2 separate regions of the Homo sapiens genome follow, and region 1 is linked to region 2. The links are chromatin contacts, found by Hi-C in ENCODE. All regions are on one chromosome and are shown on one strand. The core of a region is the stretch at or near the end of the contact, and the rest is flanking DNA. Distances in the headings are between cores, read along the strand shown. Region 1 has its middle 32 kb from the start of SLFN11. Region 2 has its middle 16 kb from the start of CCL1.

Region 1 (6,069 bases), core at 1,624-4,123, 960 kb after region 2:
GATCTCCAGAACTTATTCATTTTGTCTAACTGAAACTTTTTACCATTTGACCAACATTTCCCCATGTTCCGACCTCTGCCCACCATCCAGCCCCTGGCATTCTTTCTTTGCTTCTATGAATTCGACTTTTTTAGATTCCACATATAAGTGGAATCATGTAGTAGTTGTCCTTCTGTGGCTGGCTTATTTCACTTAGCATAATGTCCTCCAGGTTCATCCACCTTGTTGCAGATGACAGAATTTTCTTCTTTTCTAAGTCTGAATAGTATTCCCGTGTGTGTGTGTGTGTGTGTGTGTGTGTGTGTCTTACTTTCTTTAATCACACATGCATCAATGGACAGTTTTGGTTAATTCCATATCTTGGCAATTATTAATAATACTACAACAAACATGAGATTGTAGATACTTCATTGATCTACTGATTTCATATCTTTCAGACATATACCCAGAAATAGGATTGCTGCATCATATGATAGCTATGTTTATTTTTAATTTTTTTTAGAAATTAGATTTCACTCTGTTGCCCAGGCTAGAGTGCAGTGGTGGCATCCTAGATCACTGCAGCCTCAACCTCGTGAGCCCAAGTGATCCTCCCGCCTCAGCCTACAGAGCAGCTGGGAACACAGGCTCATGCCACCATGCCCAGGTAATTTTTAAAAATGTTTTGTAGAGATAAGGTCTTGTTGTGTTGCCCAGGCTGGTCTCAGATTCCTGGCTTCAAGTGGTCTCCCTGCCTTAGCTTCCGAAAGTGCTGGGATTACAGGTGTGAATCACTTAGCCTGGCATATTTTTAATTTTTTGAGGAACTGCCATATTGTTTTCTCTAATGGCTGCACTAATTTAAGTTCCCACCAACAGTGTGCAGATACTCCCTTTTCTCCACATCCTTGCCAACACTTATCTTTTGTCTTTTTAGTAATAGCTGCATGAGTATGAGATGAGATGATACCTCTTTGTACTTTTAATTAATATTTCCTTCATTATTAGTAATATTGAACACTTTTTCATATACCTATTGGCCATTGAAATGTCTTCTTTTGAGAAATGTCTACTCAGATACTTTGCTCATTTTTAAATTAAATTATTTGTTTCCTTGCTATTGAATTGTTTGAGTTCTTTTTATATTTTAGATACTAACCCCTTATTAGATGTATGGTTTGCAAATATTTTCTCTCCTTCTGTAGGTTGTCTCCATTCCTTTGATAATTTCCTTTGCTGTGCAAAAGCTTTTTGTTTTATGTCATTCATTTGTCTTTTTTTGCTTTTGTTGCCTGTACTTTTGGGGTCATATTCCAAACATTCATTGCCAAGACCAACATCAATAAATCACCCTTTGGGTTTTCTGCCAGTGGTTTTATAGTTTCAGCTTTTACATGTAAGTCCTTAATCAATTTCGGGTTTATTTTTATGTGGTATGAGATAAGGACCCAATTTCATTCTTCTGCATTGGATATCCAGTTTTCCCAACACTATTTATTGGAAAGAGTATCCTTTCACCATGTATGTTCAAGGTAACTTTCTCAAGGTTGCTTGGCCTATGAACGTATATATTTATCTCTGGGATCTCTATTCTGTTTCATTGGTCTATATGACTCTCTTTATGCCAGTACGATGCTGTTTTGATTACTATAGCTTTGTGCTACATTTTGAAATCAGGTAGTGTAAAGTCTCCTGCTTTGTTCTTCTTACTCAAGATTGCTTAGGCTATTTGGGATCTTTTGTGGTTCCATAGAAATTTTAAGACTGTTTTTCTATTTCTGTGGAAAATGTCCTTGGAATTTTGATAGAAATTGTAGTGAACCTGTAGTTCACTTTGGGTAGAATAAACATTTCAACAATATTAATTCTTCCAATCCATGAACATGGGATATCATTTCATTTATTAGTGTCGTCTTCAATTTCTTTCATCAATGTTTTATAATTTTTAATGTGCAGATCTTTCACTCCCTTTGTTCAACTTATTGCTAAGTATTTTTTTTGTAGCTATTGTAAATGGGATTGTTTTCTTGATTTCTTTTCTTTCCTTTTTTTTTTTGTGTTTTTTTTTTTTGTTTTGTTTTTTTGAGACAGAGTCTCATTTTGTTACCCAAGCTGGAGTGCAGTGGCTTGATCTTGACTCACTGCAACTTCCACCTCTTGGGTTCAAGTGATTCTCCCACCTCAACCTCCCGAGTAGGTGGGATTACAGGTGTCCACCACCATGCCCAGCAAATTTTTGTATTTTTAGTACAGACAGCATTTTACCATGTTGGCTAGGCTGGTCTCAAACTCCTGACCTCAAGTGATCCACCCTCCACAGCCTCCCAAAGTGCTGGGATTATAGGTGTGAGCCACCACGCCTGGCTGATTTCTATTTTGCATAGTTGTTATCGGACAGAAACACTGCTGATTTTTGCATTTCTAGTTTTGTACCTTGTAACTTTACCAAATGTGTTAATTAGTTCTAACAGTTCCTGTGGAGTTTTTAGGGTTTTCTTGTAGGGAGACCCCCTGAAACTATTGCTACAGAATAAAAGATGAAATGCTCCTGATTATTATAAATACAAAATTGCATGCAGGATTGTGTAAAGACAATGCAAGGTTGGGCTGCCTGAATGAGCCAACAGCACATGATGTGCTTCCTCCTGCAGAGAGCCTATAAACGGATGTGCAGTCAGGGAGGTTTCACATCACCAATATTCTTATCCCAGAAAAGCAGATGTTCACAGCTCTGGGAATGGAATGCGACCCTTGTGGAGAGCCTATAAATGGACGCATGAGGGGCGGCCATTCATATGTATAAAATAGGGTTTTAAATGCCCTTATCTTGCCATGGCTCTTCTAGGTCTCTTTAGGGTTAAGGCATACTCCCTTCTGAGAATTTGTGGTCTCACCGGTTGTCTAGTTTCACATCCTGTTTCCATCAATTGTTTGCAACCAGCTTTTGCTGCAACTGTTACTGCTGATTAATATCTTGCTAAACATAGGTTATGGATAGACTGTGTTTCTGTTTTAAGGCTCTGTTAAAAATCACTGACACACACACTGTATTGTAAATTCTTATCTCTGTATTCTGCACTTCTGCATACAGATGTTATGTTAAAGAATTACTTCATCCCCATGTGACCATCTCACCTCATAATCAAAGACCCTAAATCCCTCACTAACCTACCCCCACCCTCACTAAACTTAATAATAAATGCTGCTATATCCAGTGCATTCGTGGCATCACAAGACCAGAAGGCGGTGACCCCCCTGGACCCAGCTTTCACTATCTCGCATGTGTCTTTTATTTCTTGACCTGCCGATCCACCTGGGAACAAAGAAAGAGCCCCGTTGGATTGCAGGCTGCTGGTCAGATCCCACAATATTTTCCGTATATAATATCATGACATCTGCAAACACAGATAATTTTATTTTGTCCTTTCCAATTTGGGTGCCTTTTATTTCTTTTTCTTGCCTAATTGCTCTGGCTAAGAATTCAGTATCTCTTGAATAGAACCCATGGTTCCTGATTTCACTCTCAAGAGGGTGTCATTATCTTTTTCCACTTTTTTTTTTTTTTTTTTTTGAGATGGAGTCTCACTCTGTTGCCCTTCTTCCACTTTTAAAGTGGAAAGTTTCCCTTTTCTATTATTTTCTTCAACCACATTTAAAGCAGGAACTGGGGACTGTACCTTCCTTTAGAACTAACCAGCTTTCTCAACCTACTGCTTGCCCAAAGAATGTTGGAGTCCAAGGGTTGTGTTTAGTCTGAAAGCATCACAGTTTTTGCTTTCTGGATTTTAAAAATCTAGGTATGGCTCCTTGGCAATTTAACTTTCTCAAAAACTTCTTGTTGTTTTTCTAAATCTATACGGTCCCAGTTAACTCTGTGTGCTAATACAATTCAGTATTTTTGAGATGTGCTTCTCTCTTTAGATTTAATTATATTACCTTGAATTAGCAGGCTTTCATCAGAAAGCAATGCACTCAAGCTCTTTTCTCTGAGCAATTTTGTCTGAAAGGATTTATTGGCTGACATCTTAGTTGATTCAGAGGTTTCCACCATAGGTTTAATAGCTACTTATTAACTGCCTCTTTGCCAAAGACTGAGTTTGAATTTCTGTCTTTGTTACCCAAAGACATTCTCAGATTTTTTATTAGTTGAAGAAGAGAAATATTTGCAACTTCTTATTCTAAAAGTCCAAAAATGTGTAGACCATTTTCTTCCCTTCCTGCTTGCAAAGAGTTTAGTGCTTTTCCAAGCACATTTTTCCTCCCACCTTTTGTATTACCCTACCTAGTAGCGATCAAACTATATTACTAGCATCTGTTTCCTTACTTCTTCACTCAAATCCACAGGCTCATTTAATACATTATCTTCATTCTAAGTTATTAAAGGTGACTGTTTTGTCCAGTCTTTCACTGCTACAAAACAGGGGTTGACATTTTCCCAGCCTCCAATAATATTTTCTTCATTGCCCATCACTCAGCCCTGGAACCAAAGCCACAATTTAAATTATTTTGTTATGCAGCATCCCACTCTAAGCACCAATTTCTGTACAAATCAGAACTAGCCAGATTTTGCTGTGGTAACAAATTATCCCCAAAGTTTCCATGACTGTTTAAAAATAACAAATGTTAATTTCTTTCTTAAACTATATGTCTGTTGTGGATCCCATTTGGCTCTACTCTTCATTGTTTTCATTCCAGGACCCAGACAAAGCAGCCAAATCTGGGTCATTGCCTATCTTATACCAGAAGGGAAAAAGAACATGGCAGAAACACTCAATGACTCTTAAGAGTTCTTCTTGGAAGTAACACACGTTATGCCTGCTTATACTTCATTGATCATAACAAGTCACATTGCCAAGCCTGAGACCAATGGGGCACAGAATATGATCTACTTCTGGGTAGGGATATCAACCTTATCAAACAATATTTCAATTTATCACACCATCTTTTGCTCCAAGATGACTGTACCAGATTCTGGCATCTTGTCAACATTTCAGCCAGCAGAAAAGAATTCACACTCTTTTCACGAGCACAATATGAAAATTATACACATTACCTTCCAATATTCCATTGGCCAGGCCTTGGGAACAAGCCATATCTATCTGCTTTGGAGCATGGGAAATACAGTTTGTGGTTTTTTGTTTTGGGGTATTTTTTTGTGTGTCTATCTTCCCCACTACCCCCAAAACCATACAGTTCTTACCTGGGCATCCCTATAGTGGGTTTTTTGTTTTGTTCTGTTTTTCTTTTTAATGTGGTCCAATAATTGTGTCTTACTTGGAATTTAGTCTCAACACTATTGAATAAATAACAAAAATCCAGTCTCCACTATAGGCTCTGCACAGCTGCCAATGCTAACGTGGAAGATGGCAAGGAGCCCTGTGCCTTGTCCTCTCACTCTGGGAGCACAGGCTGCAAGTTGGAAGGGCAACAAAAATGTTCTCTCTCCAGGTGTGAAACACAGTGGGCATGTAGAGCTGCGACACGGAGTGCCATACAACTGCCATCTGCAGGGTTGAGGTGATGGATGCCTTTCTTGGGTGTCAAGCTGAAAACAAGAGAACTGTGCTGTCATCTGAGGAGAATGTAATCACTCCTTCCACAACTGTTGCATGTCCCTGTGGGTACAACAGAGCAATCACTGACCTCTCTGCCAGCAAGACTGGATGGTCTAAAGAATAAGAGACGGAGAGTAGCAGAAGGCTTTCTTAGTGCACTTGCCCTAACCCTTGGTGGATCTTGTTATCAAGTGTCCAACAAAGGCTGGAACATTCCAGGGGATTAATTCTTCAAATAGGACACCATGAATCTGTCCTTTGGAAACTCATCAAGGCAGAATTTACAATTTCATCAGTTTTATTTTCAGGAATTCTCTACAATTAAGAAGATAATTTACTAAAAACAGTCTTTCCTACCTCTGAGGTGTGTGTCACACACACTGATTAGAAGTGCTATAGAAAAGAAAATTCCAAATCGAATGACCTTCAAAATTTGCCTGTTAATACCCAGGTGTGGAAACAGTTCCATTCATTCAGAGAACTTTTGTATGCTTGTGGTTGATCAGTTTTAAAAAAAGAGAATAGTAATAAATAA
Region 2 (6,792 bases), core at 1,536-4,035:
CCAAACTGGGCTTCAGTGTTCTCATTTGGAAAATAAGAGAGAAGAACTAATCAACTTCTTAGGACCCTTTCAACGTTAATATGCTATACTTCTAAAAAAAAATCAGCCTTTGAAGTTTTAGTTATTTTTAATAAATCCATAAACCCATGTAAACCACCACTCAAAATAAAAGCAAGGATCTTGACAATAAGATACATCCACCATATTTTCCCTCTATACTGCTTTCCCTGACTCCCCCAACCTAAGGAAACCAAGACCTCAATCTCCCTTACTTTCTCTTTTCCATATATTTGACCAATGTGTGATGTGTGTTTCTAAAATGTATATATATATTTTTTACCTTAGTTATTTTTACTTTATAAAAAGGGTATCATACTGTTTATTTATCACACTGTTTATAGGGACTTATTTGTTGAATAGTATTTTGTTAATATCTAGGACATTATCATTATCATGTATCATTATCGCTGCAGTTCATTTGTTTTAAATGCCATATTATATTCCATTGGATAAACATTCTATTGTTTATATAGTCACTCTCTTTTGATGGGCATTTGAGTCTTTTCCAGAATTTTGTCATTGTAAACAGTTCTGAACATTCTGACACACGAACATTCTTATATATGCAAGACTTCCATTAGGTATATATGAAAAGCAGAATTTCTGGGTCAGAATATTCACTGTCATGAGAAAGTTATATCTATCAGCTCTAAGTGTCCCCTCCTCTGTGAAATATCTATTCCTAGTTTTTCCCATTTTTCTTTTGGGTGTTTGTATTTTTCTCATCAACCTCTTTGGCCTGCTTCCTGCCTGTAGAATACTATCGCTCAAGATCCTTTCATGTCCTTAAAAATCAGTCTTATTTAACCTAGGCTGGCAGCACTTTCAGCAATGTAACTCTCTCGAAAACCCTTTTCGAAATGTCAGTAGCCAAATCCACAATTCATTTTGAGACATGTCTTGCTCTCCCTCTATATGTAGTTTCAAGTACTCTGACATCATCAGGCTTTAGGAGACCTTTCCATGAGACATTCTGTCTAATGGACAGGATTCCCTGGGAGTGCCGTATTCTTATCAGAAGTCTTAACAAAGGCAGTGACAGTTGTGCCCTGGATTTGGTCTTGGTCTCCAGGCTAAGTGTTCATAGCCATGCCTTTGTTTTGTTTTGTGCCTTAAAGCTATGTATTATTTTGAGAATTTTTTTAACCACAGAGGTTGGAAGTGAGAGATTATTGCATCTTTCAACACTCTTAGCCCTAGCATTTCTAGACTTTCTATATTCCCTTTCAGTTCCACTTGCAAATGAGCCTGCCCTTTGCTGACATCATTTCTTTCTTGTAGTACCTCATGAAATGTAGCTAGTAAAAGCTAACTCACACTAACCAATTCTGTCTCAAAACCTCTTCTCCCAAAGCTATAAATTCAGTAGGTTTATTTTCTGCCCTCCGAGTTATCATATGTGACAGTTTTACCAAATGTTTCACTACAGCATTCCATAGGTTGCCATTTCTCTAGCCCCTATAATAATTTCTCTGCTGTCTGCCACCCAGCTGCAAAGCCAAATCTGTACATCTTATCCTTTGGTTAGAGCAATTTCTCTCTTCTAGGTATTAATTTCTGTATCGGCCAGCTTTTGCTGCAGCAACAAGCAACCCCAAAATATCTGTGGCTGATAACAAGAAACATTTCTCTTTTTTGCTCTTAAGTCTGCGGGCCAACTGCAGCCCTTCATTAAGCTGTGGGTCATGTCAGTCTTTGTCACAAGTCTTCCCAATTCCAGGGTCCAGCTAAAGGAACAGCTCTTGCTCAGGACAGGACATTCTACTGGCAGAGGGTCCAAGAGAAAGAGGATTATCAGAAACTTGCAATGCTTTCAAAGCTTCTGCTGGGATCTGGCATGTCATATCTGCTAACATTCTTTTTTTTTTTTCTGAGACAGTCTCACTGTGTCACCCAGGCTGGAGTGCAGTGGCGCGATCTCAGCTCACTGCAAGCTCCACCTCCCGGGTTCACACCATTCTCCTGCCTCAGCCTCCTGAGTAACTGGGACTACAGGCACCCGCCACAACACCCGGCTAATTTTTTGTATTTTTAGTAGAGACAGGTTTTCACCGTGTTAGCCAGGATGGTCTCGATCTCCTGACCTCATGATCCGCCCGCCTCGGCCTCCCAAAGTGCTGGGATTACAGGCCTGAGCCACCGTGCCTGGCCCATATCTGCTAACAGTCTATTGGCTCAAGGGAGGTACATGGCCAACCTCAAAGTCAACGGTGTGAAGAAATACATTCTAAACCCTTTTAAATGAGAATAGAGCCTCCTGCAGATTTGAAGGAGCTCTTGATATGTTCTTATATTAATCCTTTTGGTATGTGTATTGCAACATAATCTCCCATTTGTAACTTGTTTTTAAGTTGTCTCCTTAAAAAGTATGTTAATATTTTTATTGAAAAGATGTATAGGTTTAACAAATTGTAGTAGCTCCACTATCCAGACAACCATTTTCATTTTTATTGACCTTCTAGTCCCTGTACACATTAAACAAACTCCACCCCAGAGTTACATACTATAATGAGTAACTCAATGCAATTATCAATTTCTACAACATGCAATGCTACCCTAAGAACTGCCGCAAATTTTAAGTCCAGAAGATAAAGAAACAGAAACTTAGCAAAAGATAAATATTTACAAATACAGTGTAGAAAACTGCAAAATATTTCAACAGTTTTAAAAAATGCTTTCTTTCAGGCAGACTCCAGGGACAACAGTGAGCAGGGAACCGCGGACAGTCTCCAGATCTCAGAAAGAGGAACTTGAGCAAAAACGAAACAGAAAAAAAAAAAAACAAGAAAAACTATTCTTTCGAAACCTTCCAGCCACCTCAAAGTGAGACCCGTAAGCAAACAGGTATACTTCAGAAGTCTCTAATTCTCATTAGTTGACTTTCAGTAATCGATGTTGGCCCCATGCAGATGTTTTAAATCACTAACACAAACATTGCTGTCTTTGGTATTCTTGCAGTGTTTTCATTTATGAGAAAACCTGCAGAAGAAACTGCTTGAACCAAAGCAAAGTAGCAAGGAAACAGGTTACTATATAATCAGAAGGCCCTAAGAAAGGTAGCAGCAGGTCATATAATTACCTCCTTGTGGATAAAATCCCTGTCCTCAAACTACGCAACCTACTACCTGTACTTCTTCCTTAGGAACCAATTTTTTCTTGCCAGTCTTCTACTTGGCAGATGCCCTTTAAAGAAACCTGTGAAATTAAGCCACCTTTTTTGATTTTTTTTTCCAAATTCAAACCAGTTAGAATTGTTTCACAGATGCTTTTAAAAAGTTATTGGCCATATGATGTTCATCAAAACCACAAATGCATTTGCTTAAAACCAAACTTCAAATAAGTTAGGAAGGGGCGAAAGTAATTCAATTACATTAGAAGATGCAAACCAGTAGTCTAAGCCTCAGCCCACCATATATTGTTGGAGCACATATTTTATTGAAAGCGTTTAATCTTCAAAATTCAAACATCAAATCTCATAAAATCTCCGGCCTTCCTTGATCAATTAGAAAAGTAGATGACACAATGTAACTCCTGCTTGCTGCCTATCACCTGGAGCAAATTAACACCCTGCCTGTCCCCTTTAGATGCCATGCGTTTTCTAGTCATAGTCAGCTCCTCCTGGGACTCTGAAGGTATTTCAGCTTTTCAGTTTTTGACCCCTGAATTATAGTAAATGGAAGCAAATTCTGATCATGATTTTTGTCAACATTAAAAACAAGCTTTTTGAAACTGTCACTCTCTCCGCAATGGTACTTTTAAGTATTTTTACAAAATGTACCCATTCTCCATAATTTGGTCCACTTACTCCGCCTGGCTATTAAGGCTGTAAAATGGACCCTTATGTAATTAATGAAACATGTAAATTCATTTTTCTCCAGGCCTTACTTAGTTAATTAGTTAGAAAAAGATAAGTTTCCAACTGCAGAGTAGTAGTAATATCTACAGTGGAGACACATGTCAGAAAACCACAAAATTCCTGTGAATGAAAGAATGACTGTACTTGCCTCATGTTCTGCAGGCAAGTTATGCATGTTGTCAGTTTAACTAAGATTATGCCAAAGAGAATTTCGTGAACATTCTCACTTTTCTTTGGCATACACCGAAAGGCAACAAATGTAAGTTTGTTTTTTTTTTCCCCAATGTTTACGCAATTTGGAACAAAGACCAATTATCAATGTAGGTGCCCTACCATACGTCTGGGAATACATAAAAAGCACAAATGTGGTCCAGGATACATCACTTTTTTTGGGCCCACCCAAGGGAGAGTTTGATGTTTCCTCTTACGTAAAGTTACTGTTGTCAATGGCACTGCACTAGATATTAACATTCAAGATAAATGAAAATATTTGTGAGGTGGTAACCTTTTCCTCACCTTCACACTTTGCCCCTTTTCCCTCTTGTCCCAAAATAAAATAAACAGCAAACACTTAAAACAGGGAGCTTTTAGCCTTGCTTGGCTATAAGGCACAAGGTAGAATATGGTTTGGCTATTGGAAGAAAGCTGAAACATGGACCTTTCACAGGTATTAAAATTCAAGGTAACCTTTTTAGCATTTTGCTTCTATTTTATTTAAAGCAACAAATTATAGATGTCTCATCTGACATTTTCAAGTAATTCCCCCTTTGTGAATAAAGGACCACTTCAAGTTTAGGGAGCAAAGTTCAGAGCTTAGCGACTTACCAGGGAGCAAGGGTAGAGCGCAGAGCCCATGTCTCCTTTTCCAGGCTGGTGGCGAAACTGCCTAAATCAGCACAGCAATGCGGCAGTGCTCACAGCATTCTCCAATGCCATCCAAAACCAAACTGGGAATGAATCATAACAGACATGACTTTCTTTCAGCTTAGAGAGTGCTCTTCAATTTGTATTTACCTTTACCCCTCAGAACCTCACCTTGGACACAGATATCAGGATGTAAGGCAGTGAACCCACTGACAATTCCAAAGGGACCTAGTCCCCTATTAAGATTTCTCGAGGAGTCCTTACTTTCTCCACTCTTTGAGATTGTTGCTTAATTTCAAATTTCTGAAATATACCATATGTGAAAATTGTAAATGTTAAATCACTGCATCTATTGTACTACAGTTGAACAGAGAAAATTAACAACTGATAAACTGTAAATACAAAAGAATGTCAAAATTTATTACTCTGAGTTTTAATATCATCTAGATAAAAACAAACAAAATAATGTAGCAAGCCTACTCCTCAGTCAAGTTGTCGTTTTATGAAAGAAAAATCAATTTTAATACACATGTATCAATCTCTTATTTTATAGTCAAAACTCCTCTGTCTTAAGACACAAGGTTAAATTGTCACCCTTAGCAAACTAACACAGGAACAGAAAACCAAACACCGCATGTTCTCACTCATAAGTGGGAGTTGAACAATGAGAACACATGGACACGGGGAGGGGAACATCACACACAGGGGTCGGGGGAAAGGGGAGGAAGAGAGCATTAGGACAAATATCTAATGCATGCGGGGATTAAAACCTAGATGATGGATTGATAGGGGCAGCAAACCACCATGGCACATGTATACCTATGTAACAAACCTGCACATTCTGCACAAGTATCTCAGAACTTAAAGTATAAATAAATAAATAAATAAATAAATAAACACATATATATATTTAAAAGTTTTAAAACTAAAAAAAACCCCTATTCTCCAATATTTAAAAAATATTTCTATTAATATTTTCTATTAAAAATTTTAAAGACTTTTTAAACATTTAACCATGTGGAGTTGATTTTTATATATCATGTAATGTAAGGATCCAATTTAATTTATTTGATAGGGATTACCATTTTTCCAGGCCTAATTTTTGAATGGTCTCTCCTTTCCCCATTAATCTGACACACAAACCATATCATATAACATAGCTTTATACATACGTGCTTTTGTTCCTGGACTTTTGTATATCATTTTATTGGTCAGCTTGTGTATCGCTGCATTGACGTACAACTCATAACAAGTTGTGGTATCTGGTAACGTAAATCCCCTCTGGGATTTTTTTTGTTTTAACTGGAAGTGTCTGTCTATTTTTACCCTTTTGTTCTTTTTTTTTGAGACGGAGTTTTGCTCTTATTCCCCAAGCTGGAGTGCAGTGGTGCGATCTTGGCTCACTGCAACCTCTGCCTTCCGGTTTCAAGCGATTCTCCTGCCTCGGCCTCCCAAGTAGCCAGGGTTACAGGCGCCTGCAACCATGCCTAATTTTTGTATTTTTAGTAGAGGTTTCACCATGTTGGCCAGGCTGGTCTCGAACTCATGACCTCGTGATCTGCCCGCCTCTACCTCCCAAAGTACTGGGATTACAGGCATGAGCCACCACACCTGGCCCCTTTTATTCTTCTTTAAAATTTTTTTAGCCATTTCATCAAGTTCCAGGAAACACTCTGTTGGGCACCAAGCTATGCTGTTACTATATACTGGCTTATTGAACCCCAACAGTTACCCAGTGAAGGTCAATATTATTCTCCCCATACTATAGATGAGGTGCACAGAATAGACTGGCTCCACAGCTTCAAAGTAGAAGCTCCAAGATTCAAACCCAGGCATGTCTGACTTGAGAGCCCCTGTCATGCCCACATCACACAGTTTGGGTTGGCATGTGCCCAGCTAGGAGATGCTGAGTCAATCCTGCCCTCTGGGACCCACAGAAAGGGGAGGTTGTCAAAGGTCTCATGGAACAGCTGGTGTTTCCTGTCATTGTTCTGCATGCCTCCCTGTCCCCA

What was found. A loop is a pair of places that touch in the nucleus more often than their neighbours do. Pooled maps may share reads with other maps.
Region 1: a map with no recorded cell type shows a loop between it and region 2 (8-fold over the local background). The contact joins two enhancer-like sites. A Hi-C loop is called at or near these places in 3 of 37 single-sample maps with no recorded cell type and 3 of 50 pooled maps.

What each region holds. Positions count from the first base shown.
Region 1 is chr17:35,338,903-35,344,971 of GRCh38, forward strand. It overlaps the pseudogene LOC101060119. Among named protein-coding and RNA genes, the nearest start is that of SLFN11, 32 kb to the right of the region's middle. Within about 2 kb of position 2,874, at least 3 of the 41 ENCODE cell types and tissues checked have a DNase peak (open chromatin) inside an H3K27ac peak, as active enhancers do.
Region 2 is chr17:34,376,011-34,382,802 of GRCh38, forward strand. No RefSeq gene overlaps it. Among named protein-coding and RNA genes, the nearest start is that of CCL1, 16 kb to the left of the region's middle. Within about 2 kb of position 2,786, at least 3 of the 41 ENCODE cell types and tissues checked have a DNase peak (open chromatin) inside an H3K27ac peak, as active enhancers do.